2 separate regions of the Homo sapiens genome follow, and region 2 is linked to region 1. Evidence: read pairs that join two places in POLR2A ChIA-PET (ENCODE). Cell type or tissue: A673. All regions are shown on one strand. Each heading gives the region's core, and the rest is flanking DNA. Links, peaks and the distances in the headings are about the cores only. Region 1 overlaps MYO18A (myosin XVIIIA). Region 2 overlaps SEZ6 (seizure related 6 homolog).

What was found. ChIA-PET counts read pairs that join two places held together with the same protein. Peaks named below come from ENCODE experiments on the same cell type or tissue, not always from the same donor. Only the 100,000 strongest peaks of a DNase experiment are listed, where the experiment ranks them.
Region 2: POLR2A ChIA-PET joins it to region 1 with 17 read pairs; 3 of 35 experiments call an interaction of 5 or more read pairs at or near these places.

What each region holds. Positions count from the first base shown.
Region 1 is chr17:29,129,813-29,132,717 of GRCh38, forward strand. The region is part of intron 2 of MYO18A (myosin XVIIIA); the gene reads right to left. Among named protein-coding and RNA genes, the nearest start is that of MYO18A, 49 kb to the right of the region's middle. In A673, for the core only: no CTCF peak of the experiment used is centred there; no DNase peak of the experiment used is centred there.
Region 2 is chr17:28,981,024-28,983,928 of GRCh38, forward strand. SEZ6 (seizure related 6 homolog) reads right to left here. Exons shown (of 17, transcript NM_178860.5): 2 at 348-1,016. The region is part of intron 1 of LOC105371716 (a long non-coding RNA gene); the gene reads left to right. Among named protein-coding and RNA genes, the nearest start is that of SEZ6, 24 kb to the right of the region's middle. RefSeq lists an enhancer at 1,804-1,853. In A673, for the core only: no CTCF peak of the experiment used is centred there; DNase peaks (open chromatin) are centred at 1,498, 2,008 and 2,468; H3K27ac peaks cover 2,500 bases.

The DNA.
Region 1 (2,905 bases), core at 200-2,699:
TACAGGTTGGCTCCGCTGAAGGGATAGAGAGAGTAAGGGCTTGAAGGTGCCTCTTCCTCAACCTCTTAGGCCAAGAGTGCTCAATGGCATGCCAGGGCACTGCAGAGTTGGCCAGTGGCCCTAGCCACTGGATCCTACACTCCTCCCCTCCCTCTTCTGGCTTTCCTCCCATCCCCCTTCCATCATTAAGATGATGACGATGGGCCAGGTGTGGTGGCTCACGCCTGTAATCCTAGCACTTTGCGAGGCCAAGGCAGGGAGACTGCTTGAACTCAGGAGTTCAACACCAGCCTGGGCAACATGGTGAAACTGTTTCTACAAAAAATACAAAAAGTAGCCAGGCTTGATGGTGTGTGCCTATAGTCCCAGCTACGCTACTCAGGAGGCTGAGGTGGGAGGATGGCTTGAGCCTGGGAGGCAGAGGTTGCAATGAGCTGAGATGGCACCACTGCATTCCAGCCTGGGTGACAGAGTAAAACCCTGTCTCAAAAAAAAAAAAAAAAAAAAAAAAGAAAAGAAAATGATGACAATGATGATGATAGTAATTGGTAAGACTTACACAGTACTCACTATGGGCCATGGCACTCTTCCAAGCACTTTACATGTAGTTTTTGCAAAAAAAATAAAATAAAATAAATTCTGGGCAACTCTGAGGCCTCTCCCACACACACACACACACACACACACACACACACACACACACACACACACACACAACCCTTTCAAATCACAGGCTGGCTTTCCAGGATTGTTTGCAGATCAGGTGGAAGCCACAGTGCCTGGCTAATCAAACTGACCAAGGAAGTGCAGGGAGCCAGGACAGGCACCATCTGGGGTAATGAAGTAAGAATATGTGTTGTGATCCAGCTCTGCCCCAGAGCCCTGGGCACTCCTGCCCCCTGTGCTACCAGCTGCCCTCTCCTAACTACACATCTTTGGACTTGGCTATTCAGAAACCTAAGGCTATTCTTGCCTTAGGAGAGTCCAGGTTTATTCAGGGTCTCTATCCCAATGCGCTGGGGCTGGAGGCAGTGAGTAGCTGGAGCCTGCCTCCAGGTCACCTGCACCAAGCAGCTGACAGGGTCTTGGAAGAGACAGCAGCGACTACAGTGAAGTCCCTCCATGCCTTTGCCTTGTGCCACCCAGAGCAGGCTGAAGAATCCCAACAGCTGAGCTCTCATTCGACGCTCCCTGACCTAAGAGTTTGCCCACCCAAGCCTCTCCAGGCCCAAAGGGTTCAGGAAACCAGAACCAAAGGGAGGCAACTTAAGGGGATTGGGGAGGAGGTTAGGGGAGGTCCCCAAAGCACCTTGGCCATCTCCTTCACACACCTGAAGCTGGCATCACATACACCGTACTTTCTTCCCCTTTACTAGAATTCTCTTCAGCTGAGCCACACAGGAAGGGGCCCCCTGCAATCCCCACCTACTCCATGGAGCTGTCTCACAGGCTAGTCCAGGGCTAGTGGGTGCAGGGGCAAACACACACACGCACACACACATGCACGCATGCACACACACATGCCCGCACACACACACGCATGCCTCGGAGAACTCAAGGATGCACTTACAGCCCCTTCCTCCTTGCCAGGAGAGCCAGGCTTTGGCAGAGTTTTGTCCTCCTCTTTAACCTGAGGGAGCAGATGAAGAAGTCACTGGCAGGTCAAGGCTGGGAGACCCAGCACTAAAAGCACAGGGAGAGAACATTCAAGGGGCCTCCCTCACCCTGAGGTGGAGCTCCTGAGTCTTTAGGAATACCGGGGCTAGGGGACCTGGGCAAGAGCTATCCTATCCTAGAATCAGAACTGTTCAGTGATGACTTCAAGAATGAAGAGTCTGTGGGGGAAAAAGCCAAGTACCCTTGCCCTCAGCAACCAGCCACTTTGCCCACTTTGGGGGCTGTCTAAAGAGGTCCACCCACAGTGCCATCGTGGCTTTGGTTACGTGGCAGATGGGAAGATCCAGCTAATTTAACTCATCCAAACTACAAGAGTCATCCCTAGCTCAGGCAAGAAGTGGTTTGAACAAAAAGCCCCAGATCTAGTGACTGAGGAGGTAAAAGTAACCCAGTGTGGGTACCTGTGGGCCAGCAGCTTTTAGAGTAGAGTGAAGGTTGGCCCCTACTGGGCTGGCTCTGGCTTACTTCTTGATCCTGCACAACTCCCCCAGCTCAGCTGAGATCTTGCTGGAGGCAGGGAGTGGGGCAGAGGCGGAGATTCAGGAGGCCAGATATTTTCTCAACCTCAGACCCACAAAACTGCCAACCACGCAGCCGAGGGAGGGAACCCTGAAGTTAGGGGCGGGGTATGGAGGAAGGAAAGATGCCTAAGCTCTGGACACTGGGGCCAGGGGTTTGTGCTGGAGCCCAGGAGCTGGCTGGCCTGAGTCAGAGGGGAGGAGTGGAGTCGTGGAAACAGCAGATACCATCACACATCTGGAAAAAGGGCAGATGATGTGGAAGCTCTGAAGGTTCTTTCAGTTCAGAAACTGGCTCACAACAGATTCAGAGAGGCCAGGCCTCAAGTTTTAAAAAGTCTTCTCCTTTCCCCTCACCAGTATCTCTCCCTCCAAAAGCTCAGGCAGTCCTATGGATTTAATTTCTCCTCTTTCCCGCGTCACCTAGGACTACAGGAAAAAGACAGCCCTGTTACCAACCCTACCTCCTCCTCAGCGTGCCTCTCCTTCCCAGCACAATGTGGGTAGGAGCATGGCAAGAAGTCCTTGATTCCTAAGGGAAAAAATCTTTAGAAACATCCAGAATCATTTACATGATCCACTTGGGGGGACTCTCCAATTTTAACCAGGGTCTGTGGCTAATTTTGAGCTCAAATTAGCAGTGCCAGGGGCACTGGCTGGCGTGATGGCTGCTGCAGTTTTAAAGCTGCATCTTGTCCACAGAGCTATCT
Region 2 (2,905 bases), core at 139-2,638, 150 kb before region 1:
TAGCTGGGATTACAGGTGCCCACCACCATGCCCGGCTCATTTTTGTATTTTTAGTAGAGATGGTGTTTCGCCATGTTGGCCAGGAGGGTCTTGAACTCCTGACCTCAGATGATCCACTGGCCTCTGCCTCCCAAAGTGCTGGGATTACAGGCATGAGCCACTGTACTTGGCTGAAGAATCAGGATTTGAGCTCAGGTCTATCTGGGTCCAATCTACATGCCTCCTGCAGGCTGGCCCTTGGTGCCAAAGGGCAGGGCAGGCTGGCACAGTGTCAGAGACAGGCTTTTAGGGGCCCCGCAGCCTCCCCCATCCCCATTTCCACATCTGCAAGCCAGCAGGTAGCTGACCTGGTGTCTGGACTGTGGTGATGGTGGTGGTGATGATGGTGGTGGTAGTGGTGGTCTCCTCATCATCTCCTGAAGCTGTGGAGGAGGTGATGGTCCCCTGGATCCCGATCCCTGCGCCCTGGGACACAACCTCTGCAACCCACGGCCTTCCCATGTCTCCAGGACCCTCTTGGGTTGGTGTCCAGGCTCTGCTGGGGGGTGTAGTGCTGGCTATCTCCCCTGGGCCTAGGGTGGGCACTGCCATGCTGGGCCCTGGAGGTAGGGGAGCTGTGATTCGAAGCATAGGGGACTCTGACTCCGGACTCCAGGGTCCCTCCTTGGACTGGGGCTGAGTGGGTACCGCAGCCATGGCTGGAGTGGGGCTGGTAAAGACAGGGCGGCTGTCCTGGTTGGCCAGGCGGGGAAGGGGACTTGGGGTGAAGGGTGCAGGTGGGTCAGGCTGGAAGGGCAGTGCTGGCCTCAGCTCCTCATCTCCCTTTTCCAGCCCCTCTTGTAGGAATTCCTCAAGCAGCGGGTGGTGGTTGAGCAGCTTCAAGGTGGGGGCTGTTGTGACAAAGTGGACGCCTCGTTCTGGCTGCTCAGGTGTGGGGGCTGCTGTCAGCTCGCCATCTGTCTCCTCGATGCCTGGGGCTTGTCCTTTCCCCACGGTTGGGGCCTCTAAAGAGAGTCCTGAAATAATAAGGGATGGTCAGAGGTTCTCCCCCTGCTCCAGAGAGCAGCATCACGCCCAACTCGAGTAGTGGGGGGGCCCGCTCTCTTTTGACAGACAGCCCTGAGGAGCGTGCTCACTGCTGAGAATCACGGAACTACAGAATTTGTGAACTGGAAGTGAGGTGCTATTACATACTTCAAGGGTGGCACATGAGATACTCTTTCTCCTCCAGCACCAGAGGCAGGCATTTCTAGCCCATCCGTGCACTATTTCCTACTGTTCTCAGGTTCAGCCTCAGAATCCTCCTCAACACAGCACTCCACGAGGTCACACCTGACACCTCAGACTGACATGACAAATATTTGCCATCCCTAATGAAGAGCAGAGGCCTTATTTTACTAGTGAGGAAATAGGCCAGAGAAAGGAAGTGACTTGCTCAAAGTCACGCGACCAGTTGAATTGAGATGAAAACCGTAAGTGTGTCTCCCACCACAGTGTCTTTCCTGTCTGAGATGATAGGGCATTCAAGTTCATTTCCTGTTCTCAGTGAACCTGCTGGTCATTAGCCTCAGGAAATGCGTCACATATTTGGGATTTTATTTTAGATTTCCTCATGGTTGCATGACTTCTTTTTTTGTTTGTTGGTTTTGAGACAGTGTCTCGCTGTGTGGCCCGGGCTGCAATGCAGTGGTGTGATCATGGCTCCACTGCAGCCTCAACCTCCCAGGTTCAAGCGATCCTCCCACCTCAGCCACAGTCCCCACACCCCCACTTCTAGTAGCTGGGACTACAGGTGCATGCCACCATGCCTGGCTAATTTTTAGAATTTTTGTAGAGATGGAGATCTCACTATGTTGTCTGGGCTGGTCTCAAACTCCTGGGCTCAAGCAATCCTCTCACCTCAGCCTCCTAGGGATTACAGCATGAGCCACCGCACCCGACCATGGGTGCATGACTTCTTTGTTAGGGGCCCAGTAGTTTCTCTCCGTTCTCAGGAAATCATTTCTTTTGTACTCATTTCTGTTTTTATGGTCCTTCTAGAGCAGTAATATGAGTAGAGTGGGAAGAGCCAAGTTCTGGAGCTAGGCAGACATAACTTCAAATCCCAGATCCACTACTCTAGGGCTGTGTGCCCTCAGGCAAATAACCCAAACTCTCTGAAGCTCAGTTTTCTCATCTGTAAAATTGGGTTTCCTTTTTAGGATTGACTGAGATAATATTACATCCCGTCTCTATTTGATATGTCCCCCTGAGTTCCCTTAATCTTTCTGGTGACACTAATCAGGTTCCATCTAGGGCAGGGTGAAAAACAGGTGTAGAATGGAAATCTAGCATGCTACCCACCCACTCCCTAATCCATGGCAGGCATTGCTAATCAATTTTGGTTATTTCTTGCTAAGGCCACCTGGTCCTTAGCAACTTCCCTCTCACAATGTTATTCAGGCAGCCACTACCAATCAATGAGATTGGCTCTGGGGGATGAAACTGATTTGCTATCTCTGGTCTGAGGTACAGATTGCTCTGCTATTGATTGTGTTGACTTATTCAACCACATAGCTGGAGAGATGATGCATATTCTGCTTGTGGCCCATTCGGCTCCCCAGATCCTTAACTGCCAAGAAAAGGTCAATGAATGCTGGCTCCAGATTCAGCTCATACAGAATTTTGCCAGCTCTGAGAAGCCTGGGAGGATATTTCTGATCCTTACAGCTCTCAAAATGGCTGCATGAGGACTTGAAGGGAAACACAGCCGGGGTGAGATCACAGAGTTTGCAAGGAGAAGGTCGCTTCCTCCGCACGTCTGGTGGTGGGGCTGTCATTCCAGAGGCTCACACCCACTCCATAGATTGGCAGGCATGAGGAAGCAGCAGATGGCCTACGTTCTGTTCAGGAGACCATAGCAGCT